Regions from separate parts of the Homo sapiens genome. Here region 1 is linked to region 2. Evidence: read pairs that join two places in POLR2A ChIA-PET (ENCODE). Cell type or tissue: PC-9. All regions are shown on one strand. Links, peaks and the distances in the headings refer to the core of each region. The heading gives the core; the rest is flanking DNA.

What was found. ChIA-PET counts read pairs that join two places held together with the same protein. Peaks named below come from ENCODE experiments on the same cell type or tissue, not always from the same donor. Only the 100,000 strongest peaks of a DNase experiment are listed, where the experiment ranks them.
Region 1: POLR2A ChIA-PET joins it to region 2 with 9 read pairs; 1 of 35 experiments calls an interaction of 5 or more read pairs at or near these places.

Annotation. Positions count from the first base shown.
Region 1 is chr6:5,151,245-5,168,069 of GRCh38, forward strand. All of the region lies in intron 2 of LYRM4 (LYR motif containing 4), which reads right to left. The region is part of intron 3 of LYRM4-AS1 (LYRM4 antisense RNA 1); the gene reads left to right. Among named protein-coding and RNA genes, the nearest start is that of MIR3691, 11 kb to the left of the region's middle. In PC-9, for the core only: no CTCF peak of the experiment used is centred there; a DNase peak (open chromatin) is centred at 8,127; H3K27ac peaks cover 412 bases.
Region 2 is chr6:6,985,280-7,002,104 of GRCh38, forward strand. LOC105374904 (a long non-coding RNA gene) reads left to right here and starts at 8,817. Exons shown (of 3, transcript XR_926432.1): 1 at 8,817-8,861; 2 at 9,771-9,874; 3 at 10,045-10,546. RefSeq lists an enhancer at 16,097-16,391. In PC-9, for the core only: no CTCF peak of the experiment used is centred there; a DNase peak (open chromatin) is centred at 8,802.

The DNA.
Region 1 (16,825 bases), core at 4,125-12,124, 1.8 Mb before region 2:
AGCTAATTTTTTGTATTTTTAGTAGAGACGGGTTTTCACCATGTTGGCCAGGATGGTCTCTATCTGTTGACCTCGTGATCTGCCTGCCTCAGCCTCCCACAGTGCTGGGATTACAGGCATGAGCCACCGCACCCGGCCTCCAAAATGCCTTTTAAATAATTTCTGAAGTCTCTGCCTGGCCCATCTCCCTTTCACTGGGTTTGCCCCGACTCCTTCACAGTTGTTGCCTCCAGGAAATCCTCTCCCCAGTCACACGTGCCAATTCCACCCACTTCTCGGTCCTTGAGCAAACGGCTCCTCTACCAGAAAATGCTTATCCTGCCCTCGGTGGCATATGCTATCTCCTGTATCAATTCGCCAAGCATTTTATCAGGAGGCAGCATGTTCTAATGGAGAAGGGATGGGCTTTCAAAGCAGAAAGGCTTGTTCTGAAATCCTGGCTCAATTTACTAGCTGCATGACTAGGGGCAGATTATTTATTCTCTGAATGTTTGATTCCTTATCTATAAAGTGGGATAATAAAATCCACCTCACCGGATTACTGTCATAATTAAATTAAAAGTCCATAAATTATCAAATAGAGTCTTTAGGGCACAGAGGGAGGCTTAACAAATAGAAGATAAGTTTTTCCTTGTTCTTTTCTACCAGTATTTTTCCCATTTTGCTTTCTGGGAGAATCCTGTGTGCCCCCATTTTGTCTCCCTGGCTGGATGACAGGCTCCAGGAAAGCAGGATCTTTGTGGGATTCACTGCTGCAATTGCTCACAGCATCTAGCAAGCTCCCAGACATGGGTGATTCACGCATATTTGATGAATGAATAAAAGAATGATACCATATTCTTGTCAATATGTATCACTGGAACCACTAAGTATGGGAACTGGAAAGGACCTTAGAGAAAAATCACTGACCCAACTTCATTCTATAGATGAGGAGCAACATGACGCTGAGAAGCTAAGCAGCTTGCCCATGGTTAGCACGCCAGTGAGAGCGGCAGACTCAGCTCTGTGTTTCTCCTGCCCTGCCAAGCTGCTTCCCTGATCAGCTGCAGGCAAGTATGTGATGCCAAAAGCATTTCCTAGGAAAGCGGCAACTAAGCGACAACTATGTCACTCGGGGAAACACCCACAAACAATGAATGACACACATGTACTACCTCCAGTGCCGGCATGACGTACTAGATTAAATAGGGGGCGAGAGCTGGCTTTTAATAATCTGCCATCCTTCTAATATTTTTTTAAAAACTATACCCCATCGTATCTTCTTTGGTGAAAATGTCCAGTCAGAAGGCATGGCTGGTGGAGGCAAACGGAGAAGTGAGGCAGCCCCAGCTGCGTGTCTGTCTCCGGCCTGGCTGTTCCCCTCTGTTGTACACGCTTCCTCCCTCAGCCCCATTACAAAGGTCTGCTTTACTCAGTGCCTGAGCTGATGCCTAGCTACTCTCATAATCAGCTAAGCTAATGTGCTCATGGAACTGTTTCCAGGGGATGGGACTGCGTGTTTCTGGGGAAAGCCTTCCTCTTGGGCCTCCTCTGTTGTTGGCTGGTAGGAATTCCAGGCTAGGTCACGGGGCAAATGGAAACACGCAGCAGACGGCAACTCTTTACCCACTGCCCTGTGCTGACAAACTTGCTGCCAGATGAGAAAGGCATAAGGGTGGCTTATTTAATGACAGGATTTAGAATTTTATTTATGTGACAACTAGTACTATATCCTTAGTAGCATACTTAAGGCCGCTGGGCTTGCAGGTTCCTTAAATGAAGGCAGTACGTACCTAATTCTGCCTCTGTGTCCCAGGACTGTCACAATACACTAGGCTGTTGGTTTTGTTTCTGTTGAACCATTGGTAATCTTATTATTATTTTTTTTGTGTGAGAGAGGGTCTCGTTCTGTCGTTCAGGCTGGAGTGCAGTCGTGTGATCTCAGCTCTGCCTCGCCTCCTGGGTTCCAGCAATTCTCCTGCCTCAGCCTCCTGAGTAGCTGGGATTACAGGTGTGCACCAACACGCCTGGCTAATTTTTATATTTTAGGAGAGATGGTGTTTTGCCATGGTGGCCAGGTTGCTGTCAAACTCCTGACCTCAAGTGACCCGCCCACCTCAGCCTCCAAAAGTGCTGGGATTACAAGTGTGAACCACCACACCTGGCGCCCTTGCTAATCTTAAACAAAACTAAGACACCAGGTCATAACACAGCAAGTCTCTTGTGCCTGCCCAGCTGGGCAGAGAGAAGCTGGACATCTGGAAACTAACTTGATGAAGTGCTGCTGTTCGGTGTGACCGGGGGCAACTCACAGAACCTTCCAGAGCCTCAGTTTCCTCTTTTGTGAAAGAGGCAATCACCAGTACCTCCTGACGAGTAAAGCCATGTGAAATACACACGGACACTCTTGGAAAACCTGTGGTTTTCAACAGTGATGCTCAACAAAATCACCTCTGTAAGTCTTCAAAAATACATCCTGATGTGTAGTCAGAACTGGCAACCACTGTTGTACGGTGCTCGACACATAAAGTAATCACTGATATATTGAGGGCTGTTCATGAACACTCAAATGAAATGACCATATATGCTGTGAATACAGACAGATACAATGAAAGACTCTAATAATTTTAAAACAGCAAACAGAGAGCCCGTCCCTTAGAAGTTGAACATCCCAGATAAAAATGCTAAATTGCAGCAATAAACCCTGAAACGCCCTAAACAGGGATATATGGAATGCTCTGATTGTAAATTGCTGGCTCTTCCCTACATCTAGTAAAGAAAATTACCTGCTAAATGTTATCATAAAAGCTACGGAAACATTTTTTTACCTAAGTTATAGAGTCAACCAAGAAAAAAACCCTATAAATTAGATATTCTAAATCTTTAAGCCACTAATTTTAATCAATATCAGTCTGGAGGTTTTAAATGACTTTCTCCTGAAACTCCCCACCCCATCAAGTAATTATCAGAAACATTGATTTCATTCCATATATTCAATCTTACAAGTTCATAAAATATTAGCCTATTAAGTTAACATAAAAATGTAATGCAGTAGAATGAAACAGTAGAAGGAACTCCATATAACACCTGCAAACTGTGTCTATAGGAGTCTGATTTTTAATATTTCACTGACCACCCCTATTCCCCCATCTCCAGCTCCCAAGCCCCAGGGTGGGTGAGAAAGGAGGTTGCAAAGGGCATCACGTGCTGGACAGAGAGTGGCATGCAGTATCTACGATCACACAGGACACAGATGGAAACATCAGAAGACAACCCAACACCTCATACAGATTAAAAAGAAAGGCGGATTCGGCCGGGCGCGGTGGCTCAAGCCTGTAATCCCAGGACTTTGGGAGGCCAAGGTGGGCAGATCATGAGGTCAGGAGATCGAGACCATCCTGACGAACACTGTGAAACCCTGTCTGTACTAAAAACACACAAAAGAATTAGCCGGGCGTGGTGTCACGCGCCTGTAGTCCCAGCTACTCGGGAGGCTGAGGCAGGAGAATGGCGTGAACCCGGGAGGCGGAGCTTGCAGTGAGCCGGGATCGCGCCACTGCACTCCAGCCTGGGCGACAGAGCGAGACTCCGTCTCAAAAAATAAATGAATAAATAAAAATAAAAAAGAAAGGCGGATTCACAAAGGTGCAGTAACTTCACCCAAATTACACAGTGTCAGAGGGGGGCATCAGGGTTCAGGTCTCCTCACCCCAGGCCTGGGACTTTTAATAAACAATGCCGTTCTAACAGGATGGTGGATGGGATGCATAGACGGAGCAAGAGTGACACAGAAGCACTGCTTCTTTTCTGTACAGAATTACTGAGTCCCCTACCCTGCCTACTGTGAGACGGATCTTTTATTATTATTATTTTTTTGAGATAGAGTCTTGCTCTGTTGCCCAGGTTGGAGTGCAGTGGTGTGATCTTGGCTCACTGCAAACTCTGTCTCCCGGGTTCAAGCAATTCTACTGCTTCAGCCTCCTGAGTAGCTGGGATTACAGGCATGCGCCACCGCCTGGATAATTTTTGCATTTTTAGTAGAGACGGGGGTTTCACCATGTTGGCCAGGCTGGTCTTGAACTCCTGGCCTCAAGTGATCTGCCTGCCTTGGCCTCCCATTGTGGTGGGATTACAGGTGTGAGCCTCTGAGCCCGGCTGAGATGGATTACTAATAAATACTACTACAGAAACAGGACAGTTTTCAGAGTCCGTCTTTACTAGGCTACTAGGCAATTCCTCAGCCACTGAGATCATATACACAGAAGGAAATTACTGATGCTGGTACTTTCCATCATTTTTCAGTAACTGGGTTTCACTGGCTGTGGGTGTTGGAAAGGCTGGGTAGTCATGCCAACATTTATATATCTTTTAAGGATGATACGTTGCTGAACCAGGATGTCAGGGAACCAGCCTACCAGAAAACCAGGATTCTCACACTGGTCCTGCCATTATTCTGTTGTAAAGTGTTGGGCCTGTTTTTCTTGGCAGCAAAACGTATGGATAGCCTCTCCCAGCTACTTTGAAGGCTCACATGTTAATGTACGGAGGAGCACTTAGGAAAGTTTAAGGCATTAAGCAAAGCAAAGGAAAAAGCAAAGGTCTCTGGTATGTTACACCTCTCGGAATTGTGTATGTTCCAAAGTATTATACATGTTCCCTGTGAAATACACATTAGTTGTCTCCTATGGCTAAGGACAACAGGCAGAGAGAAACATCTTGAGATATGTTTGGAGGCAGGCTGGACAAACCCAATGTTCTCATTTCACACACAGTTCTCCAGAGGAAACACACAGATTTATAATCTGTTATTCAACAGTCATTTTTTCAATAGGATGGTATCATCTGTCTTCTGGAGTGTTTGCCAAAATAGGAGGCAAAGAGCTAGAATGAATAACCCTTATCAAATCCAGGATGATGAAACGAAGTTAGCTCTGAAGAGGAAGACTGTGTTCCAAAGATACAGCCTAAGCTCAACATGCAAGGCAGCCGTTCATGAAGCTGAGGCTCACAGCCCCTTTTTCTGCAGAGTGGCCAAGAGGCGGCTCCTTCCAGCAAGGCACTGTGCTTCAGGTGGAGAGCCCCTGGGTCCTAGGAGAGGTGCTGGGACCACAGGTGCCTGCTAATGGTCCAGGTCTTTGGAGTGGCTGGGGCAGGAACCCATGGTATGTATGTGTGCAAGAGTGTGCCTGTGCATTTGCTATACTGAACTCATCACAGCATTCCAGAACACAGTGGCAGCCAATCCACTGGTAGCAGAAAGAATAAGGTGGGGGCAGAAGCCAGGATAGAGGGGCAAAGAAATAAAAAGCAAAGCAATGGTGCACGTGTGGAATGGCCGGGGCTGCCCGTGCATCTTGAAGGACTTCGAGTCTGGATGGGTGACCTGCGGAGGCTCCTTGCTGAGCTGCCTCATGCTCTAGATGTCATTAGAATAATGCCCTGTCTCAGATTTGTTTTATGCAACCGAATCCAGATCTCCTATAATCTGTTTTGTGCTAAACCCAGAAACAGAAACAGAAACACCCAGCTCTTCTTCAGGGAGGGGTGGTGACGGGGAAAGATGGATAGGAGAGTACGGGTGAGAATCTGTACTGCAAGGCAATCCTGACTTCCCAGGCGCAGCTCTGCAGCTGCTCATGAACCTGCAAAGCTTTCAAATCACAACAGACATGATGGGAATGTCACAAGATCCCCCCTGAAGCTCTCGCTTTAGCCCAATTCCACCTTTTTAAGAGAAAAATAAACACACACCCCTCTGGCCTTTTGAGTTTTTCCTGGTAAGTAAGAATAAAGCAATGCTAAGCCCACTTTCCAGAATTTCCCCCTTCGAGTCAGATAAACAGCACTGAGCTACAAGGTCAGTGAGTTAGTGAACCTAGCAAAAGAAAGAAGAAAGCATTCTTCTGTTCTCTTACAATCATATGAATATTTGCTCCTTTATAAGAGTTACTAAGCGAAAGCACTCAACGCAAAAAAGTATTTTCCCTAGATCATCAGGAATAACCTAGTGTGGCGAAAGTTACCATTTAATGCCTACATTTTATGACACATAATTTCACTTAAAAACAAACATGTAAATAAATAAGGACTTAGGTATCTGTGACGGACTATGATGCAGTACTCTGATAATTGGTAGGTTATTGCCAGGTTCGGATTGTCGTTTATTTGTGAAGTAAGATCCACAGCAATTATTTCTCATACAATTAGATATTCACAACCAGTGAACATTATGAAATGTTCTTTGCATGAGCCCTGCAAACAGGAAGTACCTAAACAGTATCTAAAACTAAAAAAAAAAAAAAGAAGACTGAAATCTTACATTTTCAACAGTATGCCTTAATGACAGAAGGAATCATGTAGGTTACTTTAAAACAGAAACAACAGAGAATTCCCAGAGGTGGCATTTGGGAGTGAGATTTGATTTTCATTTTACCTGGCTTAATAATGAAAACACGAAAGATGGCTCCCAGTTTCTCCGAGATCAACATATTAGTCCATTTAAAGAAATGCCACAAGAGGCTGTTCCTACTTTTCTTTAGAAGACAGATTTCGTTTGTTCTTGCTTAAAATTGAATATATCTCTCAATTTTAACAGTGCCTGAGCCAGAGTAGGGTAACATGAATTGGATTTTCATCAAGCCTGTAGGCGCAGACTGCAGTGAGAATACCCCAGCCGGCCAGCAGCCGCCTCTGCACTGTCGGCAGGCCCTGCTGCCATCCAGGAGGTCTAATGAAAAGAGGATGCAGGACTTGACAGGGGGGCTGGCCCGAAACGCCAAGGCAACAACAACACAAGCCACACACTCTGTTTGCTATGGGGACAGGATCAGAGAGAAGGAAGAAAAGAACAAAAGAAAAAAAGGAAGAAAAATAGCTCCCACCACCCAAATGTATAATGTATATGTCTGTGCGTGTGTGTACATTTATGCATGCATGTGAATGCATGCATGTATGTTCACAGTATGCATGCATATACACTTATGTGTCTTCATATATGTACATATATCTCTATACCGATATAAGAGTAATTAAGCAGTGTTTCAAAGTATTTCAAGAAGCATAAACAAACAGGAACAGAAAAACCTTGGGCAAGTATTCTTGGCAATAAAAATTTACACTGAATGCACTGTCACAAACCACGATTAATGATAACATTCTTTTCCAAAGCCCTTGCCACACACAGAGTGAGATAAATTGGCTATGGCAGGTTTATTTCTCTGGTCTGCAGGTTTATTTCTCTGGTCTCCACGTTTTTTTTTTTTTTTTTTTTAAAGACAGGGTCTTGCTTTGTCACACAGGCTGGAGTGCAGTGGTGCAATAATAGCTTTCTGCAGCCTCAAACTCTTGGGCTTAAGCGATTCTCCCACTTCAGCCTCCCAAGTAGCTGGGACTACAGGCATGCACCACCATGCCCGACTAATGTTTTACTTTTTTGTAGAGGGTCCCACTATGTTGCCCAGGCTGGTCTCAAACTCCTGGCCTCAAGCAATCCTTCCACCTTGGCCTCCCAAAGTGTTGGGATTAGAGGTGTGAGCCACCATGCCTGGTCAAGTCTGCAGGTCTTGAGGTCATGTCTGTCAAGCAGAAATCTAGAGTGGCAGCCATTGCCTTTGCCAGGCTGGAAGAGGGTCAAATCTGGAAGAAACAAAGATTTCCAGGGGCAACATGCCTAGCAGTTTGAGAGGGAGTATTTTAAAGGTTCATAATTGGACTGAAATGTGGGTGAGAAGGCAACCTTGGCCTCCTCATCATGCAGGCAGGTTCTGAAGGTGGACCTCGGCTGGGCCACATGGGGGAGGTGGGATCATGGAAATTCTAATGCCACTGTATGCTAAAGCCATGGATTTCGGGGAAAGGCATGACCAGATCTGTGTCTGGGAGAAAGCTGGGCTGGAGGGGGCCAGACTGACAGCAGCGATCGTACTCTTCCAAAGGAACTGTATACTAGGCAGGTAGGATGGTCCCCATGGGGTCCTGGCAGGGGGGTGGGCCCCAGACACGTATGTGGGTGTCATCCCCACTCAGGAGAAGATGAAGATGAGTAGAGGACAGGGCCAGATTATGCAATGCTGGGACAAAGGGACAAGCCTAGAAGGGGCTATGGAGGGGACTGAGTCATAGTGAGAGGGAAGCCAGGAGAGAGGGGTGTTTCAAAAACCAGTGCAGCAGGATTTTCCAGAGAAACTGGTCAATGCATTATCAGAAGCTGAGAGTGATCATGCAGAAGAAGGGATGGAAAGGACTTATTTTAATTTATTCATTGTATTTACAACAAAGAGGCCACTGGTGACCCTGCTGAGAGTAGCTTTTGAACAAAAGTATTTTTAGTGGTCCTTTACCGCCTACATGGCTACTATCCAAGCCCATCTCAACCTCTCTCCAGAGAAAACCTGTCCTCTAGCCTCCCACTGGGCGAGCACACCTTAGGTCTTGGGTCTTTCAATCTTGACATTCTGTTCAAGACCTTTCCTTACAATTCATACCTATCTTTTACAATCTACCTCGAATCACATTCTGGGAAGTTTTATGGGACTTCCTCAGTTCACAGTTCTTGATACTTCCTTTAACCTCAAAAAGCATATGAACATTGACTTTGGCTTCTATCAAACACAGCTCTGCCCTCTTGACACATGTGCACTGGCTTGGAATCTGCTTTATTTTCTCACATCCTCATCTTCCCTTGTCTATGCCTTTCTCATTTGAAGCCATCACTTTTTCCTGGGATGTTTTTCTTCCATTTTAGTTTTTTGCTTCCTGAAATCCCTTCTCTTTTTAAAACTTCAGCTTACGGCTGATCTTCTCAATGCAGAAGCAGTTCGAGGACCACCCATCCGGAAGTGAGGTCTTACTTCTCTGGATTCCATTAGCTTGGTGACTGCTATTTGTGTAACTCATAACAGTAAATGGCCCTTTTCTTCAGCTGTGTCTATTTGTGTGTGTACCATTCCCTTCTTCCCAGTGGATGCTAAGCTCCTGGAGTAGTAGCAAACTGGTAGAATTTCAGAGTTTGGTAAACCTGGGTTCAACTCCCTTGGATTGGTTACTAGCCTCTCGGACCCTCCACATGCTCAGCTGAGAAGTGGAGAGCAGAAGGCTGATGCATCATGCATCAGGCATGGGTCTCAACCCAAGAGATATGGTTTGGCTGTTTCCCCACCCAAATCTCATCTTGAATTCCCACGTGTGGTGGGAGGGACCTGGTGGGAGGTAATTGAATCATGGGGGCGGGTCTTTTCCGTGCTGTTCTTGTGGTAGTGACTAAGTCTCACAAAATCTGATATTTTTATAATATCAGATTTAAAGGATATTAAAGGACTGAGCACCACCAAGGCTGTTTTTTAAAGGAGTTCCCCTGCACATGCTCTCTTGCCTGCTGCCATGTGAGATGTGCCTTTGTTCCCTCCTTTGCCTTCTGCCATGATTATGAGACCCCCCCCCCAGCAATGTGGAACTGTGAGTGCATTAAACCTCTTTTTCTTAGAAGTTACTCAGTCTTGGGCATGTCTTTATTATGAAAATGAACTAATACACCAGGTAGGGTGGAAAGGCACCTGCTCAGTGCACGGTTCTGCAGGCCTTCACTGACCACGAGATGCTCTCCTTCCCTATGCCTCTAAGTCAACTGGCCATTTATAGACATGGAAAAGCTCCAAATATGTGATGGGGAGCAAACGATTTAGACCAGAAAAATGGCATTCCATTTTCTGTACCCTATGTTAATAATATAGAAAGTCAGTCACAGTCTAACTGCTCTGGACTTCAGCTTTCCTTTTCCCACTAGACAAATTAAGAATATGGTCTTGTTCCAAACTATGGAAAATGCTGAGACCCTACATTGATAATACTACTACATATGTGGAATATCTAAAACTAGAAGAAGAAATTGCTAAGTTACAGAATTATGAAAATATTCCACCTTATATTAATGATATATAAATTTAGATTTTTAAAATTAAATAACAATATTCTGAACTAGTGAATGAAAAACTATGTTAAGAATTAGAACCAGGTTGGAGGTTGTAGATGAAAATTTTATTTACTGTTTGCTCTTTGGCTGGCAGAAAAGATAGGTAAAGAAACAGAAAAATATAAGAAATGCAAAAACCTATTAGCTAAATGATAAATTAGTAGGATCTATCTTTAAAAGTTTTTCTATTGCATTGTCTTCAAATTGTTCTATATAACCTGTTTTCTTGAACATATGACAACCTTAAATAGTTTATTAGATGAGTACAGCCTTACTGGTTAGCATTTGGAATAACTTATGAAATCAAAGCAGTATAGTACAAAATATTAAAATATACCTATTATTTTTTTGTTACTGAAGAGGAGAGTAAGATTTTAACTGCTGAAGAAAGCAGTTGCAAAGGGCTGTATGAAATATGTAAATATCTCAGAGATGTATTTTCATGACAGTATATCTGTATTCACAATAGCATTTAAGAAATAAAAATTAAAACAGCTCCTACCACTACATTTCTCATTGGAGGAGGCTGTTGGAGCCCTGTGCTTTCACAGTATTGACATACTTGCGTTACGCTCATGAACTCCTGATCAGTGTAGTAGGGCTGAGGAGAAGGAAAGACGAAGGGACACATGAACGATCTAGGCCTTTCTTGTTTGCAAGAGCTCTCTCTGCTGAGATAACACTGGGTGCCCATTATCTTCAGCGAGGTTCTCAAGGGGTGATTAGGAAGGGAGGGAAGTCTATCTCTTTAGGAAATCTGTGAGCATCTTCATGAAAAGACACTCTTACCACTTTCTGTTACTCATTCCCAGGATTTACAACAACCCCCAGAAAAAAAGTGTAAAAAGAACTCCTCCCCAACCCAGCCACAACACAAGTCATGTAGCCTAACAGGGTTGCTCAGGAGGGTGAGCATGGCATTTCAGCTTTAACTATGAGAGGACTGAGCACCACCAAGGCTGTCAACCCTGCCTGCACTGCAGAATCACCTGGCTACACTCTTGGCCTCAGGCACTGCTAGTTTCTAAAGCTCGCTAGATGATTTCAATCAGTATGTATCAGAGCAGAATGTTTTAACTTGGTCTTTGTGTCAATTTTACACCCATTTCATTTACCTTATTTTTAAAAATCCCACTAAGTCTCCAGGCAGAGCACACAAGAGGCCTCCTTACTTCATCATTGCTCCTCATATGTCCCTTCAGTGTTTCCCGAAGGATGACACTACTGACCCTCGACAGTGAGCCTGATGTGGCCCTGGGTCAGGGATGTGATGTCTACAGCTCAGAGATGGAGCGACAGAGAGCGAGCGAGAGAGAGAGAGAGAGAGAGAGAAAGAGAAAGACAGGAGGCAGGTGGCAGGGGAGATCTGTTTGCTCACATTTCATGGTAATGGAAAAACTTTTTCCAAAGGGTTATAAGTATCTGTGAAGCCATCTGGTGTTTCCTGCTGTTGCATCCTTTAGATTCTGTATGTTTATATGTCTATGGCACCAAAACATCATGAGCCTAAACAGTAATATTTAAAGGATGTTGTACTTTAATGCAATCATACACAATGCCAATGCTTTATAAACATACTCTTTAAGAACGTCATTAGTATAGAGTATTTGAATAGTTGAATTACATACATATTCTCTCATTAGACGAAAGGGAAACTGATAACAATAAAAGATGGAATCCTTGTATGTTAATTGGCTATCTGGATATGGCCTTTTGTAAAGTGAACATTCAAGTCTTTACCTATTTTTAAAAGTTGGTTTTCAGCCTTAAAAAAATCGATTTGTAGGATTCTTTATATATTGTGGATATAAATTTTTCATATGTTTTCTTCCTTTTCATTCTACTTTTTCATTCTCTCAATAATAGTTACTCTGATACCATAATTTTAATATGGTCCAATGTATTAATTTTTTCCTTTTATGGTTCACTCTTTTGTGTCCTGTTTAAGAAGTCTTTGCCTGCTCCAAGTTTACAAAGGTGTTTTTTGTTTCCTCCAACACTTCATTGTTTCACCATTCCCATTTAAATCTACAATCCATTTCATGTATGGTATGAGGAAGGGGTCAAGACATCTTTCCCTTCAAATAGCAATCCCATTGGCTAAATCCATTTATTGACAAGGCCGTGCCATGCCCACTGCACTGCACGCCACCTTTGACATAATCAGGTGACTGTATAAAAGTGGGTTTCTTTCTGCAGGCTGTTCTGTTTCACCGATCAGTTTGCCTAGCCTCGCACCAACGCCACACTCCCTTCATTACCAGAGCTTTAGAACAGGCTTGGCATCTGGTGGCAGAAGCATTCCAACTTTTTTTTTTTTTTTTTAAGAATTCCTTGGCTGTTCTTGGCCATTTGCATTTTCATGTGAATTTTTGAATGAGCGTCTCAGTTTCTGCAAAAGAAAATTTGCTAGTCCCAGGACTGCATTAATTTTTTTTTTTTTTTTTTGAGATAGAGTCTCACTATCACCCAGGCTAGAGTGGCACGATCTTGGCTCACTGCAACTTCTGCCTCCTGGGTTCAAGCTATTCTCCTGCCTCAGCCTCCCGAGTAGCTGAGGTTACAGGCATGCACCACCATGCCTGGCTAATTTTTGTATTTTTAGTAGAGACTGGGTTTCACCATGTTGGCTAGGCTGGTCTCAAACTCCTGATCTCTGGTGATCCTCGGCCTCCCAAAGTGCCGGGATTACAGCATGAGCCACTGTGCCCAGCCTAGGACTGCATTAAATTTATATATTTGGGGAACATTAACAACTTTATAACATTGAGTATTCTAATCTATAAACATGGAATATGCTGTCATCTATAAATACATGAAAAGGCAATCATCTCGTTAGAGAAATTCAAATTAAAACCACCATATCCACTAGAATTGTTAAAAATAATACAGGAAATACCAAGTATTAGAAAGGATGTAGAAAAGCTAGAATACATGTTGCTGATGGGAATGCATTTTGGCATAACCACTTTGGACAACTGCTTGGTAGTATTTTCTACAGCTGGACACATATGCAAAATCTATGATCTAGCAATTCCATTCCTAGAATGACAGCTCACTAAAGATAAGTATCTGAAAGTTCACATTGGCACTATTCACACTAGCCCAAAACTGGAAACCCCCCAAATGCCCAGCAATAGTAAAAAGAATGAATACATTGTGCTTTATTCAAACCATGAAAAAACATACAGCTCTGAGGATGAACTGTCCACATCTACATGCAGCAATATGGATGAATCTCACAAATAATAATGAGCAAGACTGATCAGATTCCATCTAGATAATATATAAAGACAGCACCACTGTATGAGATTCCTTTTATAGAAGGGAAAAAACAGAAAAACCAACCTATTTCAGAAGTCAGGATAGTGCTGATTGGTGGTGGAGTATAGTGACTGCAAAAAAATTCTAGGTGTTTCTGGAGTGTCAGTAATGTTCCCTTTGTTTATGTGTATTCTGGGTAGATGATATCTTCAGTATATAAAAATCCATATTGGCCGGGTGTGGCGGCTCATACCTGTAATCCCAGCACTTTGGGAGGCCCAGGCAGGCTGATCACTTGAGGTCAGGAGTTTGAGACCAGCCTGGCCAATACGGTGAAACCCAGTCTCTACTAAAAATTTAAAAATTAGCTGGGTGTGGTGGTACACACCTGTGATCCCAGCTACTCAGGAGGCTGAGGCAGGAGAATCGCTTGAACCTGGGAGGCGGAGGTTGCAGTGAGCCGAGATTGTGCCACCACACTCTAGCCTGGGCGACAGAGTGAGACTGTGTCTCAAAAAAAAAAAAAAAAAAAATTTACTAGTGCCAAGAGAAAAAAAAAAGTTATTATGTTCTACAGAAGCTTTCAAAATTGTAAATTAAACATTTTAATGCAGTACTTTTGAATATTATATCTTTCCTCCTATCATGCTGAATTCTTTGTAAGCATACAATTAGAAACATTTTCTTTGTTACTAGTTGAGAAAATGGAGAAATAAAAGTTACACCATATTCCCAGTTTCAATCAGTTTGCCTTAATTTCCCATTCAAATGATCACTTATTGTTCCTACCTGTTATAGCAATTTGTCAATTGCTCTAGCGTGGACACAAGTGTATATCTGTGTTTATTTTTCAAAGAACTGTAATGCAATATCATAAAAAAGGCACAGCAGCTTTAAGTGTTCCTTCAGTTTTTGCAGATTAGTTACACAACTGTCCTTGTTCTAATTTGTTTTTCTCTAGTTTTGTGTCAATGCTAAACTAATCAGTAGATGCAATTACTGAATTCCAGGAGATTCATTTTTAGATATGACATAACCCAATTTCCCAAGAAACTTGTAACAAATGCAAGTTTATTTTTTTTTCCTATTTTTAATTTTTTTTTTTTGAGACAGAATCTCACTCTGTTGCCCAGGCTGGAGTGCAGTGGCGCGATCTCGGCTCACTGCAGCCTCCACCTCCCAGGTTCAAATGATTCTCCTGCCTCAGCCTCCCGAGTAGCTGGGACTAGAGGTGCATACCACCACACCCAGCAGATTTTTGTAATTATACTAGAGACGGGGTTTCACCGTGGTGGCTAGAGTGGTCTCGAATTCCTGACCTCAGGTGATCTACCTGCCTCGGCCTCCCAAAGTGCTGGAATTACAGGCGTGAGCCACCGCGCCCGGCCACAAATGCAAGTTTATATCCTTTTAGTTTCTTTTTTAGAAAATATGGTACTGTGATTGAGCTTCACATATAATTCACTAAAAAATTCTCAAATGAAACTACGAATTATGGAAGAAATTTAGATTATTTAAGCAAACGAGTATACTGAATGGCTAGATGGATAATTTTAGTGTTTTTTTTAAAATTATAAACTTATATAAAACTGTAATTATAACACATATTTCAATAAAAATAAATTCGGACACATGAGAATAGCAAGTGCCGTGAAGAGCTAACCTGAAGAATATGCTGTTCTGTGTTTGTATTTACCTCAGCTTTGGTAATGCATTAAAAACTTAAAATTTTTTAAGAAACACATTACAGTAACTATCACTACAAATAGACTGTGGTAGTTTTGAAAGCCGTTCATAGAAAAACTTTTAAAAACCACATCAAGTATTTAAAGGTTTCATTTAAGAAAGCACAGAAGTTACCTGACATGGCCATATCATGACATAAACAGCGGAGAGCTGAGTGTTTGACAATCATTTTAGAAAGCCCTGTCACGTGATACTCCAGCCCACTGTTTAAGCTGAATAGATCATGCAGTTATTCTTCATTTGTTTTCAAGGTATTCTACTGACTGTTGATTTTGGGGGCAGGGTAGAAAGAGAGCAGACAACATTATTGTATTGAAGCCTTTTCCTACTTGTCCTATTTGTTCTAGGATATCGGTCCAAGAGTAGAAGAGAGAAAAAACCGAGTCATTTTATCCCCAAAATAACCCACGTTGGGATGTATATTATCATCACCACATCAGGTGAGACTTAAGCACAGATGAAACAAATTATTGGTCTGGGTTTCACATGGTTACTTTTGGAGACAGGAGGAAAGTGATAAGTTGCTTAAAATCAAGGAGGAATGAAATATTCTTTTTCAAAAGCTCGCTTGGATGAACTGGGACCATTTGTATGTGAATGAATGAAAGTTGAATTATTCAGAGTGTTTGATTCTTTTCCTTCGATATAAGTTGTTATATTCAAGGGAGAGAAACAAACAACACGTATATACACCTGAAACTTGTCAAAACCAAAAAGCCATTCAAACCAAATCAGTCTTGAACTCCTGAGTTCAAACCATCCTCCTGCCTCAGCCTCCCAAGATGCTGGTTTTATAGGTGAGAGCTGCCGGCCCAGCCCAATGCCTGCTTTGATCACTGGCTTCCAGAAGTTCCTGTTGCCTGAATGATCAGCTGTACTCTCATCACCTGACCCAACCCATCATGAGGCTTGAGGCATTTTGTTCAGTTGGTGTAGATACCTTTTTCCCGTAAGTTCAAATACTTTAATTAAAACAAAAACCTTACATTAGTCTTTTTGTTGTCAGAGTAATATACGCAAGGGATAAAATTTTTAAAAGCACAGAAGGGCATAAAGTTAAAAGCTTAATTTTCCTTCTCTCTTATCCCTCTGGTCACCCTCCCCAAAGATAATCACCATTAATAGTCTTATACCAGAAAATGTCTTGTTCTATGCCTACACAAATACACAGAAACAGACTAATTCCTCCACACTCTTCACTGCCTTCCCTCTTCGCCTATTAATTCCTGTAACACTAATAAGTACACCATAATGTATTTACTTTTCATAAAAGCCTCTATTTTTCAATTCGTTTCATCTTATTTTGCCTTTTTAACAGCAACTCCTTTTATATCCATAATAGCACTTCATGTGGTGCTGGGCACGCAACATAAACGATAAAACCCCTGTCCGATGAATGTTCTTACATTCTGAATCACAAGTAGAATTCACCTTCCTTCTTCTCCTGTCAAGAAGGAGGCATTTCACACACAAACAATGCTGAGCTCGATGTTTCTTAATGGTGTACTCTTCATGGACAGGAAGTCCCTGTTTATTTGGGTTATTAGTAGCTGGGCTCTGATCCAGAGATCCATTTCTAGAGAAATACATTGCATTTTTTTTTAAGCTATGAATGGGGTATACACCTTTTTTTGTTTGCTAATTTGAAATACTCAGCTTCTGATATAACTATGGATAGAAAATAACTATTGCATCTTATACTACCGGGAAAAGACAAAGGAAAAAAAAACTGTTATAAAGCAAGGATGTGTTCAGAGACTAATGGGGCCATGTCAGAGGGACACAGGAACGGGGTTGCAAGGGCTCCCACTGGCGGATGTGGGACAATGTGAACATCAAAAAGAATAAGGATGGTCATGGATTGTAATG
Region 2 (16,825 bases), core at 4,107-12,106:
GAACACAAACTATTGCATGTAGGGGGTGTGAATCTGGGCTAATTCAACATTGCTAAGACATTCAGAAGTCTGAAGCATACCTCTCTGTCCATAGGCATCCTTAGTGAGGAGAGCGTGGGCTCAGGAACCAGGAGAACTGGGTCCCAATTCCAGAATTCTTACTCCACACCTTATATACTCCAGTATGGTGAGGGCAAGCAGAGTTGGGGGGAAAGGAAGGATAGCTGGAGAGAAAGAGGTGTAGGCCAGGAGCAGGGTGAAGCTAGCACCTACAGGAATTCCTTCCAACCTCCTTCTTGCCCCTATAGTCATCTTCCTCCTGCTCAGGAAACACCCCTCATCATGTAGCAGAGCTGCTCAGCCTGGCTCTTGAGGTCTGGGAGGTTGAATACAGTCAGCACCACCATAGAAAGAGCCACGGGCATTTGGTAAGTGCAAACGTCAGTGGTTTGGTTAGCGCTGCATCATTTCTGGGGCTCACTGTACAATAAAAATGCAAAGCCTCCTCCAAAAAAAAAAAAAAAGGTGGCCAGGGACACGGTGGCTCACATTGTAATTCCAGCACTTTAGGAGGCTGAAGCGGGCAGATCGCTTGAGCCCAGGAGTTTGAGACCAGCCTGGGCAACATGATGAAACCCCGTCTCAACAACAACGAAAAAGAATTTCAAGACTGTGATAGTACAGCCTTAAACCAAACACCGAGATGTTCTAAGTGCAGGAACCAGGGCATTGCCCATGAAGCTGGCCCTGCCTTTCAGCTCTGAGGCCCAGGGTCATGTAGCCATTTAGAGCCTGGACTTAGGAATCAGGCAGAGCTGGATTTGAATTTCGCTTCTGTCACTTGCCAGGTTTGTGAGCTCAGACAGTTTCATTTCTCCAGGCTTTAAAGTGCTCCCCTGTAAAGTGAAGCTAACAGTACTTGTTTCGTGATGTTCTAGGGAGAATTAAATGATAAGCATGTGTATACAATGAACCTGACTCATATAGTAGGAGCTCAATAGCTGGTAGGATTTTGCATCCACTGCTCAGCTCCATCTGCTCTCAGAAGCAATAGTGATCTCCACTGCAGGGAAGCAACAGCTCCTTAGAAGACAGTCAGTGGTAATCCTGGCTTGTCTTGGTGAAAAACATTTTCAGACTAGGCACTCATAAAATGACATGCTTTGGACACTTTTTGTAAATATAGCAGCAAAACAGGAAACAAGGCAATGTTAAAGGAAGCCTCTCTCCCCCAGGAATGAACTTGCTTTCATCATGTTGCATTGCCCACATGGTACTGGGAGGCACATGTATGTGGTGCTATAAATAACATGTTCTACCAGGAAACCTTGGCTGGTGCAGAAATGAGTGGTCCATTTACTGAAAGGGATTAGATAGATGTTGTACATCGAAAACTTGTTGATTTCATCCCTAGGATGCTTATTGAATCCCTGTGCAACTTAGGCCATTGTGATGAAAGGATTGAAGAAACCTTGTGTGCTTTAGTTAACTGGCAGATAAATACAGATCTTAAATGTATTTTCCTAAAAGTCTTGATTGATAAGCTGTAAGAGTTTATCCAAAGCATGTTAGGACTCCTGTGGCAGGCCAGTGGGGAAGCTAAACATGTTGGGATACGCCAAGGAAGGGTCAAAATCAATTGAACTGCAGTACTAGCACAAGCAAGGAAGATGACCAGAACTACAATATGCAGGGTCCTAAGAGAGGCAGCCTGGTTTGTCCTCAGTCCATAGAAATATTCAAGATGTGTACGGTGCAAGAGTCAACTCAAGGTGCTTCTGTTAATCTCTAGAGTCAAAAGTTCTGTGTATACACATAGCTAATTTATGAGGCTCAAGTCAATCCAAAAACCAGTTGTCACAAAGGCCAGTTTATGAGATGAACATTTAACTGGTTTCCCAGTCCTCTGATGAGATAAACCAACCTAACCTCCTAAATATCATAATTTCATTAATAAAATGAAATGTGGAATCTTTAATAGACAATATCTTTATCCTAGGAGTCACTCTATTGTCTCTCATCTCTGGGAAGTTATTAGGACAAATATTTTAGGCAGTTGGAAACTTTGAGGCCCTTCAAATGACACTGCAAAGGCATCAACCTGGCTTATGTGTGCAAAAACCAAGCCTGGGCAGATAGATCCATAGTGGATATATGCCTTGCATTTTCAATATCCTTCCACGTTAGGGCACTTCCAAATCTATGAGCCCCACTTTCCCAAGGTGGAAGCCAGCCTCCTTCCTCTGCAACTACGGCAAAAACATGCGTTTTAACCTCAACCAATCAGATACACCTGCATGCCTTATTTTTCCAGTTGTGTTACAAAAAGTTCCAAACAGGAATAATATAGAGAGAGAAATGTGGAGACGATGGAGGCAGGGGCACAGTTTGTTAATCTCTCTGAATTCCCACAAACAAACGAAACAGATAAAGCAACTAGAAAGCAAAACCAAGTTACCATGGACAATTACAACAAAATTAGGTCACAACATTTTCCCCACAGACCCCAAAATACAAGCTCATGAGGATACAGCACCAGTAGTCACATAAGCTGCATCGTCTCTGTGGGAGGAAGCAGAGCAACACAAAAGGGTGTTCCAGTGGGTCTGAAAATTGGAGAACCTGAAAGTAGCCATGGTATTTAACAGAGAGCTCAGTGAGGCCATCTGCGAACAGCAGCTGAACTGGAAGGGCTTTCGCCGAGTAGGTGAGTATAAGAGGCTTTCAGTAAGGATCAATGGGTCTGCAGAAATCCAGCTCCTGTGAATTCTAGAAACCAGCAAGTCAGGCTCCCTTTCAGAACAGAACCCCCCCACTGAGACACTTCTGGGAGTGGAATTTTTTTTAAAAAGGTAGGCAGGGACAGAGGAAAGAGTCCAGTTAAAAGTGAGAAAGAAGAGAGTCAGGAAATCTTGAGAAACGAAACTAACATATTTTTAATTGCTGCATGAAAATAGCCGAAAGGCCGGGCGCGGTGGCCCATGCCTGTAATCCCAGCACTTTGGGAGGCCAAGGAGGGCAGATCACAAGGTTGGGAGTTCAAAACCAGCCTGGCCAACACGGCAAAACACTGTCTCTACTAAAAATACAAAAATTAGTCGGGCGCAGTGGTGGATGCCTGTAATCTCAGCTACTCGGGAGGCTGAGGCAGGAGAATTGCCTGAACCCGGAGGTGAGGTTGAAGTGAGCCGAGATCGTGCCACTGTACTCCAGCCTGGGCAACAAAGCGAGACTCCTCAGGAAAAAAAAAAAAAAAAGAAAAGAGCCAAAGATAAAATTTCTTTTAATTAATTTTTTTTCTCTAGAGACTGGGTCTCACTGTGTCACCCAGGCTAGAGTGAAGTGGTACAATTATAGCTCATTGCAACCTCAGACTCCTGGGCTCAAGAGATCCTCTCATATCGGCCTCCCAGAGTGCTGGGATTGCAGGCATGAGCCACTGCTCCCAGTCTAATTTGTTTTTTTTAATTGAGGCAGAGTCTCACTGCATTGCCCAGGCTGGTCTTGAACTCCTGGGCCTTAATCCTTCCACCTTAGCCTCCAGAGTACCTGGGATTACAGGTGCCTGCCACCATGCTCGGCAGGAGATAAAATTAGAAAGAGTACTCTTAACCATGCCTCCTTCTAAAAGGTCAAGAGACTTAATTTTATTTATTTATTTATTTATTTTCTTTTTTTTTTTTCTTTGAGACAGAGTCCCACTCTGTTGCCCAGGCTGGAGTGCAGTGGCACAATCTCAGCTCACTGCAACCTCCACCTCCCAGGTTCAAGCGATTCTCCTGCCTCAGCCTCCCGAGTAGCTGGGATTACAGGTGCCCGCCACCTCACCCGGCTAATATTTGTATTTTTAGTAGAGTTGGGTTTCACCATGTTGGCCAGTCTGGCCTCGAACTCCTGGCCTCCCAAAATGCTGGGATTACAGGCGTGAGCCACCGAACCTAGCCTTAATTTTAAAAGTAAGCAGAAAAAAAAGATCAAATCCCATCCGAAGTTATTATAAGAAAAAAAAGAATAAGAAGCTGAAAAACATCTATATAGATAATGAAAATCTACTAAAAGACATGCCCAAAGAAAATATCAAAAATATCACTTTCTAGTTGAAAAAAAAAACTGAAATACATTTTTAAAGGCTATAAGACATAAAAGAACAACATAAATTAAAACTAGGAAAAACTTAGAAATGAGGTGATACAACTCGGTAAGTTAATTGTATATCAAAGATAACATCATTTCAAAAATGAAGAAAAACTAGAATGAATAAATACAGTCAATAATGCCTTAAAGGAAATAGGAAATAAAAAGACATTTTAAAAATCAAAATAAGGCTGAGTGCAGTGGCTCATGCCTGTAATCCCAGCATTTGGGGAGACCAAAATGAGAGGATCACTGCAGTCCAGGGGTTTGAGACCAGCCTGGGCAACATGGGGAAACCCCATCTCTACAAAATAATTTAAAAATTAGCCAGACATGGTAGCATGTGCCTGTGGTCCCAACTGCATGAGGAGGCTAGGGCAGGAGGATCACTTGAGCCCAGGAGGTTGGCTGCAATGAGACGTGTTCATGCCACTGCACTCCAGCCTGGGTGACAGAGCAAGCCCTATCTCACACAAACACACACACACACACAAAGTCAAAGATAAAGAAAAATAAATAGGATATGAGGCCAGGCGTGGTGGCTCACGCCTGTAATCCCAGCACTTTGGGAGGCCGAGGTGGGCAGATCACCTGAGGTTGGGAGTTCGAGACCAGCCTAACCAACGTGGAGAAACCCCGTCTCTACTAAAAATACAAAAATTAGCCAGGTGTGGTGGCACACGCCTGTAGTCCCAGTTACTTGGGAAGCTGAAGCAGGAGAATCGCTTGAACCCAGGAGGTGGAGGCTGCAGTGAGCCAAGATCACACCACTACACTCCTGCCTGGGTGACAAAGTGAGACTCCGTCTCAAAAAATAAAATAAATAAATAAATAAATAAATAAATAAATAAATAAATAAATAAAGGGGACAGAGTACAGCATGCAGTGACTACATGCTCAGGCAAAATTGATGTAGTATGACTATGGGGAAAATAGGGAGACCACGTGAAGAAATAATATTTAACTGCTCACAGTAATTCTACTCATGGTGGTAGCATTCATATTGGTAGTCTGAGACTATTGTGTGCTCACTACAAGATAAAGTAAATGAGTAATTAACTATAGGATGTTCTAATTATATAATCTCCTGTATATATATAATTTTTTTTTTTTGAGACAAAGTCTTGCTCTGTCACCCAGGCTGGAGTGCAGTGGCTCAGTCTTGGCTTACTGCAACCTCTGCCTTGTGGGTTCAAGCAATCCTCCTGCCTCAGCCTCCCAAGTAGCTGGGATACAAGCATGCACCATGCCCAGCTAATTTTTATATCTTTGGTAGAGACAGGGTTTCACCATTTTTACCAGGCTGGTCTCAAATGCCTGACCTCATTCAGTGATCTGCCTTCCTTGGCCTCCCAAAGTGCTGAGGTTACAGCGGTGATCCACTGCCCCCAGCCCCCATGTATTTTTGAGGACCAAGATTTTCAGTACAAAAGAAAAGATGCATAGATTTAACACAGAAAAGGCAAAAGTTAAACACCTAATCTAGATCTGAATTGGAAATACCAGTATAAATGCATGTGTTGTTTAATCTTTTACCTTAAAATAGATATAATTGTGTATATATGCACACATATACACATGTACGTATACACATATACAGATCCATCAGCCTGAAACTTCTTGTCATACCAGATAGTGAGGAAACCATTAAAGACCACCAAGAGCTGGGTGCAGTGGCTAATGCCTGTAATCCCAGCAGTGTGGGAGGCCCAGGCAAGAGGATTGCTTCAGCCCAGGAGTTCAACATCAGCTTGAGCAACATGGTAAGACACCATCTCTACAAAAAAATTAAAAATTAGGTGGGCAGATCACCTGAGGTCAGGAGTTCGAGACCAACCTGGTCAACAAGCTGAAACTCCATCTCTGCTAAAAAATGCAAAAATTAGCTGGAAATGGTGGTGTGCTCATGTAGTCCCAGCTACTGGAGAGGCTGAGGCATGAGAATTGCTTGAACCTGGGAGGCAGAGGTTGCAGTGAGCAGAGATCGCACCACTGTACTCCAGCCAGGGCGACAGAGTGAGACCCTGTCTCAAAACAAACAAAAAAATTAGCTGGGCATGGTGACACACGCCTGTAGTCCCAGCTACTTGGGAGGCTGAGGTGGGAAGATCCCTTGAGATCAGGAGGTCAAGGATGCAGTAAGCTCTGACCATGCCACTGCACTCCAACCTGGGGACAGAGCAAGACCCTGTCTCTAAAAAATATTTTTTAAATAAAAATAATTCTTAAAAATAAAGACCACAGGCCAAGCACGGTGGCTCACGCGTGTAATCCCAGCACTTTGGGAAGCTGAGGCAAGCAGACCATGAGGTCAAGAGATCAAGACCATCCTGGCTGAGATGGTGAAACCCCATCTCTACTAAAAATACAAAAAATTAGCTGGGCGTGGTGGCACGGGCCTGTAGTCCCAGCTACTTGGGAGGCTGAGGCAAGAGGATCACTTGAACCCAGAGGCAGAGGTTGCAGTGAGCCAAAATCGCGCCACTTTACTCCAGCCTGGCAACAGAGTGAGACTCCATCTCAAAAAACAAACAAACAAAAAATAAAGACCACAAAAGTCATGTCAAAAGAACTCAAGAACCAAATTAAAGTGGTTTCCACTAGAAAAAGATAGAACAATTTGAGCCTCAAAAATGAACTACAACTGGGGCTGGGCACGGTGGCTCACACCTGTAATTCCAGCACTTTGGGAGGCGAAGGCAGGTGGATCACTTGAGGTCAGGAGTTCGAGACCAGCCTGGCCAACATGGCAAAACGCTGTCTCTACTAAAAATATAAGAAAAGTAGCCGGGCATGGTGGTGCTTGCCTGTAATCCCAGCTACTTGGGAGGCCGAGGCAGGAGAATCACTTGAACCTAGGAGGAGGAAGTTGTAGTGAGCCGAGATCATGCCACTATACTCCAGCCTGGGTGACAGAGCAAGACTCTTGTCTCAAAAAAAGAAAAAAAAAAAAAAAAAAGGAAAGAAAGAAAGAAAAAAGAACTACAATTGACTGAAGCTCAAATATGTTTTAATGCATGAAGTCATATTGATTTTCTTTTTTAAAAAAATGAATTGGCCACCTTTAAAGGATGATAGGGTGCTAGAGAACCAATTTTCATGAATTTAAGAACTAATAAAGGGAAAGAACCAAACATTTATCTTGCCTTTCTATTATAGCCTGACCAACCTGTAATTAAAAATAGCTAAGGGGAAGAGTGTCCTTATTAAACTATTCCAATTTCCAAAAAAAAAAAAATTTAAATAGGCTGGGCACAGTGGCTCATGCCTGTAATCTCAGCACTTTGGAAGGCTGAGGCAGAAGGATTGCTTGAGCTCAGGAGTTTGAGACCAACCTGAGCCACATAGCAAGACCTCATCTCTACTAAAAAAAAAATTTTAATTAGCCAGGCATGGTGGCACTCACCTGTAGTTTCAGCTACTCAGAAGGCTGAGGTGGAAAGATCTCTTGAGCCCAAAATATTGAGGCTACAGTAAGCTATGATTGCACCACTGTGCTCTAGCATGGGTGACAGCAAGACCCTGTCTCTAAAAAAAATAAAATAAAATAAAATAAAAAGGTTTTGTTTTAAAAGAAATGGCACAATTACAATATCACCATTTTGTAACTTCCAAGGAATTAATGGGTCTAGGCAATGATTATCCATAGCTGCTATCATCAAAAAAATAAAGTCCACCAGATATTAGTGCCTTCTGATAAAAGAATGTCACAGGTGATGCTGCGTATGTCATAATGGATCACATTATGACACATGCTATATCAAATTTTCTCATTTTGGAGATGCTAAATTTGATCACTTGGTTAAGGTGGTGAATGCATGTGATTTTGACCTGGAGAAGATTATTTTTAAAAATAAAAGAGCCGGGCGCAGTGGCTCACGCCTGTAATCCCAGCACTTTGGGAGGCCGAGGCGGGCAGATCACAAGGTCAGGAGATTGAGACCATCCTGGCTAACACGGTAAAACCCCGTCTCTACTAAAAATTAAAAAAAATCAGCCGGGTGTGGTGGCACACACCTGTAGTCCCAGCTACTCAGGAGGGCGAGATAGGAGAATCACTTGAACCCGGGAGGCGGAGGTTGCAGTGAGGCGAGATTGTGCCAAGGCACTCCAGCTCGGGCGACAGAGCGAGAGTCAATCTCAAAAAAAATAATAAAAAAAATAATAAAAGAGATGTTTTTTCAAAAACAGAGGAAGTCACCCAGGATCCATTCTGGCAAGGTGGCAGAGCACAAGGAAGGGAGATGTCTACCTTTCAAGGGTAACTTGGCAGAGGTTCTCACAGCAATGCCTCACACCCAGTGTTGGCAGCAGTCAGTATTCTACTGGAACAATCTGGCAATGTGATCAATGTAGTTCAGCTATTGTTTTTAAGAACAAAGCTCTCCTGGAAATTTTCTGAGCTACTTAGTTGCTATTACTAGATTTTTTTTTTTCCTAGCATGGATTCTGTTGTTTGTAACTAAAAGACCTGACTGATACAGGATCCAAAAGATTGACAACTGTGTGTGTGTGTCTGTGTGTGTGTGTGTGTGTGTGTGTGCCCTCACATTCAAATTAATGAGTCTCCAAAATGCTATTGATTTCTCCAAATGCATTTTAAAAACCTAGGTTGAATGACAAGAAGTTATTTAACTTGATTGATGATTGCCTCAGAAAGCCTTGAGGAAGATAAACAGAAGCTTGGCTGTCCTGGAACTCTGTATTTCACAACTGTTGGAGTGCATGTACAGTAATCTTTGATTTTATATAAGCCTGACAAGAGAGTGAGCATGACAAGCCTTTCTCAGAAAATTCTTAAAGAATCATTTGTTCTCAGCTGGGCATGGTGGCTAACGCCTGTAATCCCAACACTTTGGGAGGCCAAGGTGGGGGTATTGCTTGAGGCCAGGAGTTCAAGACAAGCTTGGGCAACATAGTGAGACCCCATCTCTAGAAAAAAAGTTAAAAACTTAGCTGGGCACGGTGCTTCATGCCTGCAGTCCCAGCTACCTGGGAGCCTGAGGTGGAAGGATCACTTGAACTCAGGAGTTAGAGGCTGCAGTGACCTATGATCAAACCACTGCACTCCCACCTGGGTGATAGGGCAAGACTCTGTCTCAAAAAAATGAATTTATTTATTATTATTATTATTATTATTTAATTAGAAAAAAATAGAGATGGGATCTCGCCATCTTGCCCATGCTGGTCTTGAACTCCTGGACTCAAGGGATCCTCCCCCTCGGCCTCCCAAAGTGCTGGGATTATAGGCATGAGCCACCATGCCCAGTCAAAAAAAAATGTTTAATTAAAAAAAAAGAATTGTTTGTTCTGGAAGCAATTAAGTCTAAAAGCCCACTCAGTGTTACTGTTGATTCCATATTTGCATGTCTCTTCTGTACCACACTTTCTGGTAGTCTCTACAGGTTATTTTGCATATATTATATTGTGGTAAACTGTAACAGTGTTCCAAAATATTCACTGCCTCTGCCAGGAGAGAATTCTATTTTCTCTTCCCAGTCCTGTCAGGCTTGGCCATGTGACTTGCTTTGGCCCACGAAAGGTGAGGAGAAGTAACGCAGGTCACCCTGGGCTCTAACAGCCGGTGTGGGCTCTGCCAAGCTCTCTCTGTCCTCAGCTTCTCTCTGGTGTTCCAGATACAACCTTTCAGTCAGCATGAGTCCCAAGGGAAGATGACTTGGAGCGGAGCCTCAGCGCATCCACAATGGTCGTAGGGCATCAATATATGAGGGATAACGTGGTAAGACACTGAGCTGGGGAACCCCGTGCAACCTACTCTATCCTGCCTAATACGGTATTCATTGCTTATGATTGATAATAGCTACTATTTCATCAGCACTGTTTGTAAACCAAGCACTTGTGTTCTTACAACATTATTATGAAGTAGATATTCATTTCTCCACTTTACAGGTGAGGAAACAAGACCTGTAGAGATTAAGGAACTTTAGACCTGAGTTTAACCAGCTTTGAGACCTGGGCCTGAGTCTGTCTAAGGCTGAGGCTCTTGCCTCATGTTGGAAAACCAGCTACATTGGAAAACCTCCTGCATATCCTCCACAGCATTTGTGATCTCTTCCCTGAGCTCACAGAAGCACCCAGCAAATGCTTACAAATGACTAACTGAAGGGCAATGACTTGAGCACAGCTGCTGAATATGTGAATGAAGAAATGACTACAGCCAGTTCCTGACTTGCAACAGTTCCACTTACGATTTTTTTTCCTTTACAATGGTGCAAAAGCAGTAGGTATTCTCTACACATCTCAGCATATGGGGATATGTCTGATATCCCCATCCTAAATTGAAAATACCATAAGTCAAAGGTTCAATATTTTCGCCGGCCACACTGGCTCACGCCTGTAACCCCAGCACTTCGGGAGGCTGAGGCAGGTCACTTGAGCTTAGGAGTTTAAGACCAGTTTGGACAACATAGTGAAACCCTGTCTCTACAAAAAAAGATAAAACTTAGCCAGGTATGGTGGTGCATGCCTATAGTGCCAGCTATTCAGGAGGCTGAGGTGGGAGTATCACTTGAGCCTGGGAGGTGGAGGCTGCAGTGAGCCAAGATCATGCCACTGCACTCCAGCCTGGGCAACAGAGCCAGACCCTGTCTCAGAAAACAACAAAACAAAAGGTACAATATTTTCAACTTAGGATGAGCTTATCCAGACATAACCTCATCGTAAGTAGAGGAGTGTCTGTATTTGTTGAAAACTGCATTAGGTAAAACTGTCTAGAATCTCTCATGTAATACAAAAAAGATACAGACCATATCTTCAAAAACTAGATAATAAAGAGGTGAAATGGACCAAATATAATATTTAGAAGTGGTGTTGGAAGAAGGCCACACATTGGCCAGAGGACTAGACCAGGAATCCAGGGTCTGCATTCTAGTTCCTCCTACAGCTGTGTGCTGTTGGTAATCATTTTAACCTCTCTGAGCCTGTTCCATCACACAAAAAGATACTAATAAAACCAGTTCTAGGTGTCGAATGAAATAATATATGTGCTATGTTATGAATGTGTTTCCCAAAATTCATACGTGGGAAACTTAATCCCCAATGCAGCAGTGTTGGGAGGTGGAGCCTCTGAAGAGATCTTCAGGTCACAAGGGCTCTGCCCTCATGAATGAATTAGTTCCCTTTCAAAATGGGCTTTCAGTAGTGGGTTCATTCCTTCCTGCTCTTCTGCTATGTGAGGACACAGGTCCCTCTCCTCCAGAGGACACAGCAAGTGCCATCTTGGCAGCAGAGAGCAGCCCTTGCCAGATGCTGGAGCCTTGATCTTGGACTTCCCAGCCTCCAGAACTGAGAAATAAATGTCTCTTCTTTATAAATTACTGAGTCTCAGGCATTCTGTTATAGCCGCACAAAATGGACTACGACAACATGTAAGTCACTTTAAATTCTACAGTGGGTTGAAATGTCCCAGCATGGGGCCTGTCTGAACAGGAAAGTGGGTAAGTTCAGAAGAGGACTAGAAAGATGCTTCATCCAAGGGCTATAACCCTTTGTGGCGGGGCACTTGAAGAACATAGACTTTTTGAGTTACTGAAGTGTCTCTTTTATAGAATATATAATGCATATTGATTTTTTTTATTTTGTTGAAACTTCTTGATTTAAGAAGCATGCCACAAATTGCTATAAAGTTATAAAAGAGTAAGAAATTACTAAATTGGAGGCATCTCCTGTACAATCTAAAATTCAGGACCCCTTGTGAGAGGTCACTTGCTCCCTGTCGCCATGGAGGGGCATGGGATCTGTGCGTAAACATAAAATCTCTATGCACACATGTGTACACTTGCAATTAAGCCAAAGAATCTGCAGAGTATGTTTAAACCAGTGTAACACACCTCTCAGTCATCTTCACCCCAAAACGCTTTACAATGGAAATGGACTTTGTGCTCTGGGTTACTGAATTCTAGTCTTGGAAATATCCTCAAGCACGTGGAAAAGGAACTCGCACTTACTGAGTGCCCTCTGCGTGTCACAGACTTTACATAGGTTATCTCTAATGCTTATAGCAACCCTTCCAGATCTGAAGTTTAAGAGGCTTATATAACCTGCTCAAGGTCACACAGTTAGCAGGTGACAAAAGATAGATAACAAAAGCTACTGAAATCCTAGTTTATCTGACCCCAAAGCCTAGGTGCTTCCTCCTAGACCAGGGGGTTGGCAAATTACAGCCCATGGGCTAAGTCCTGCCCACCACCTTTGTTTTTGTACCACCTGTGAGTCAAAAACATTCTTTACATTTTTAAACAGTTGAGAAAAAGAAGAAGAATTTGTGGTGCGTTAAAACAATATGAAATTCAGATTTCAGTGTCCACATGTAAAGTTTTGTTGGAATGCGGCCCTGTCTATTTATTTACCTATCGTGTGTGGCTACTCTTGCACCACGATGACAGAGCTGATTGGCTGCAACAAAAACCATATGGCTGGCAAAGTCTAAAGTGTTTGCTTCCCTGGACCTTTTAATTTTTTTTCTTTAAGTAGAAATGGGATCTCACTATATTACCCAGGCTGGCCCCAAACCCCTGGTCTCAAGTGATCCTCTTGCCTCGGCCTCCTAAAGTACTGGGATTACAGGTGTGAGCCACTGCACCTGGCCTGCTTCCCTGGACCTTTACAGAAAAACTGTGCCTCCCCCTGCTCTAGAGCCTGTAGCCCTGTAGGTGATCCTTTTACGGATGAGAAAACAGAAGTCCACAGAGATTTAATAACCGTGTCCCAAGTTAAACAATCTTGGGAGAGATGCAGGTCTGACAGATGAGAAATCCTAAATCATAAATGTGCTGAGTTTCAAAGAAGCTCATAGATGGGTCAGCAAACCTGGCTGACCGCGATGGAGAGAGTGAGTGAGTGGAGTGGAGCAGAGCAGCCCAGAAGCTGCAGAGGTCATAGCAGAAATTCGGGCTCTGGTGGAGAATGATGCAATCAATTTGGGAATCTGAAATGACAAAGAGACAGAATATCCTGCCAGGAAGACACTGTCATCTGCAGCGTGGAGGCCGGATTAAAGGAGAGCACTCAAGACTCACTTGCCAGGGCAGAGTAAATCACTCTCAGAACTTGATCTTTCACTCAGTGAAACAAATAAAAGAAAATGGTAATAAACAAAAATCGTGGTACTATTGCAATTAATTTGTTCATAACATATTAAGAGAACGTTTATAAAATATGATTGTTTTTGTAAAAGAAATTGCATATGTATTTGTGTGTGTGTATCCATAGGAAAAAGCAAAGATAGATTTACATCAGCTTTCCAATGGTAGCTACTTCTACAGAGAGAGAGAAAAGAGAGGAGGGAAGCTCTCGTGTTCTATTTTATACAAAATTATATCATTTGAATTTTTATCTTGAGAACATAATATTTGCAAAAACTTAAAAACAAAATAAGTGATCTGTTATCTGTAAAATAAATAGACTGTAAAAGATTGTTTAGTGTCAGTGTGGAAGTCACTAGGAGGTAGCCCCCAAAAGCCATTAGGCTGGTAAAAATCTAAGCAAAGCCTGTAAACCAGTTCATTGCAAGATCTGTAAACTAATTAGCTGTATGATGCCAATACCAATTTCCTGGTTTTGATCAGCATATAATACTACATAAGATGTCACCATTGCAGAAGCTGAGTGATGAGTGCATGGGACCTCTTAACACTGTTTTTGCAACCTTTTGCTTTTTAGAAGTTTAAAATTGAAAATTGAAAATTGAAAAAGAGCCGAGCATGGTGGCTCACGCGTGTAATCCCAGCACTTTGGGAGGCTGAGGTGGGCAGATCAGTTGATGTCAGGAGATCGAGATCAGCCTGGCCAACACGGCAAAACCCCATGTCTACTAAAAATACAGAAATTAGCCAGGCATGGTGGTGTGTGCCTGTAATCCCAGCTGCTAGGGAGCCTGATACATGAGAATCACTTGAACCTGGGACACAGAGGTTGCAGTGAGCCAAGATCGTGCCACTGCACTCCAGCCTGGGCAACAGAGTGAGACTCTGTTTCAAAAAAAAAGAAAAAGAAAATTTTAAAAGCGGCTGAGCATAGTGGCTCATGCTTGTAATCCCAGCACCTTGTGAGGCTCAGGTGGAAGGATCACTTAAGCCTAGGAGGTCGAGGCTACATTGAGCCCTGATCTCGCCATGGCATCCTAGCCTGGGTGACAGAGTATAACCCATCTCAAAAAAAAATAAAAAAAAGAAAGTTTTAAAAGAAAACTACTAGGTGGAACTACATGAAGTTGTAATATTGGACTGTTTTTGACCCACAAATATGGCAATTTCATATAGTTAACTCTACAGTTAATCTAGGGAAAGGTGTAGCTGAATTAACTGTATTTGAACCTGTCTGAAAGAGCTTTGGCAACAGATGGAGGCCGTCTGCATGGGGTATGGCAGCTTCAATTCAGCAAGCCTCCTGAGGACTTCATGGTTTCGAGGGGCAGCTGTGGTCCTGGGGTTCAGCTCCCTCTATTCTGACTCCCCCCTCACTAAGCAGCACTGGTGCTGGGAACATGGGTTCCCCAGTCCCTGGGAAGATACGCAGCTCTTGACATGCAGGCTGATGATCCTTCCCTGAAAAGTTTTGTTAGCAAAAGCTGCGCAGCTGGAAGAGTTCTGGGTGAGTGGACAACATTATGCTTCAGGTCCTAGAAAGCTGAGGATAACCCTTAAGAGTGTGGTGGTCACAAGCCAGCACCACCCCTCGGGGTAGCCAGGCTCTCTCTGACGTGGCTTCTGCATGGTCAGCACTGACCAAAGACACAAACAAAGGGTGGACCTCAAAAGACCCAAAGGAGAAGTAGGATGCCTCAGCAGCTGCTCCACAGAAGCAGCCACCGTGGTGCCGTGGCAGCCCTTTGGACAGGGCTCCCAAATGTGCGGAATACTTAGGCTGAAGGAAAAGAGCACATTCTGGCCAGGCGCGGTGGCTCACGCTTGTAATCCCAACACTTTGGGAGGCCGAGGCGGGCAGATCACCTGAGGTCGGGAGTTTGAGACCAGCCTGACCAACATGGAGAAACCCCATCTCTACTAAAAATACAAAAATTAGGTGGGCGTGGTGGCACATGCCTGTAATCCCAGCTATTTGGGAGACTGAGGCAGGAGAATCACTTGAACCCAGGAGGTGGAGGTTGGGGTGAGCTGAGATTGTGCCATTGCACTCCAGCCTGGGCAACAAGAGAGAAACTCTGTGAAAAAAGGAAGGGAGGGAAGGAGGAAGGGAGGAAGGGAGGGAGGGAGGGAGGGAGGGAAAGGAGCACAGTCTCTGTTATAGGCAGAGTTTGACACAAATTTCCCAGGCCATAGAAACTCTGGGACTGGACTGAGGAATAAATGACCCTAGGTTATTCTCCTCGACAGCAGGACACCAATAAAATCGCTGAGAAAATTTGTCAAATACATTGTTTCAGAAAGAGTATTTGCATTTTCAGTGTCAAAAAAAAGAAAGTAAACTAAAACTAAACTTAATTTTAAGTCTTAAAATTAAATGGAGTATTTATTTTTTCCTTAACGTCTTTTGCCTGTTACCAGTACTAAAAAGAAATATTTTAGAAAGGTGTTAAACATTTGGGTGAGAGAATAGCTGAAGAAAGCAATACCATGGGCAACCACTGAAGTGCTCTCGGAGAAGAGCATGGAATGAGAAGAGTGCATTACTTTGCTAGTGCATTGCAAATGTCAGACTGCATTACAAATTCATAGACTGGGGGGCTTAACAGAAGTTTATCAACTCAAAGTTCTAGAGACTGTAAGTCCAAAATAAAGGTGTTAGCAGAGTTGCTTCTACTAAAAGGAAAACTTCAGACACATTAAATTTAGCAGAGTTTACATGACCAAAGAATGATTCATGAATAGGGCAGCCATCTGAAAAAGAAGAGGTTCAGAGAACCCCACCTAGCCTTGTGAACAGAGAGCTTTTATAGGCCAAAGATGGGGAGGCAAAGTAGACAAATCACCTGATTGGCTATAACTAGGCATTTGCCTTATGGGATATTACTGGTGTCCTTATAATAAGGGAAATTTGGACACAGAACACACACAGGGAGAATGCATGGTGTGATTTGTTGGCTGCTGCTGATTGGCTGAAACCTATTTGTTACAAAAATGTACTATTAAGTTAGGTTGTGGCTTGTTGTGTGGGAACTCTTAGAGACAGCCTCAGGCCAACAGCCTCCTGCTTATTGAATTCAACACTTCTTTTCAAAGGCTGTGGGGGAGAACCTGTTCCATCACTTTTTCTCAGCTTCTGGTGGTTTGCCAGCAATCTTTGGTGTCCTATGACTTGTGGAAGCATCCTCTCAATCTCTGTGTTTATCTTTTTATTTTATTTATTTTTATTTTTATTATTTTTATTTTTAGAGACGGGGTCTCACCATGTTGCCCAGGCTGGTCTTGAACTCCTGGGCTCAGGCAATCCTCCCATCTCAGCCTCCCAAAGTGCTGGGATTACAGGTATGAGCCACCACGCCCAGCCTATTTTTTTTTTTTTTTTTTTTTTTTGAGACAGGGTCTCAACTCTGTCTCCCAGGCTGGTGTGCAGTGATGCTATCATAGCTCAATGAAGCCTTGACCTCGCAGGCTCAAGCCATCCTTCCACCTCAGCCTCCCAAGTGGCTGGGACTACAAGTGCATGTCACTATGCCCAGCTGATTTTTTTTCTTTTTTTTTGGTAGAGACAGGGTTTTGCCATGGTGCCC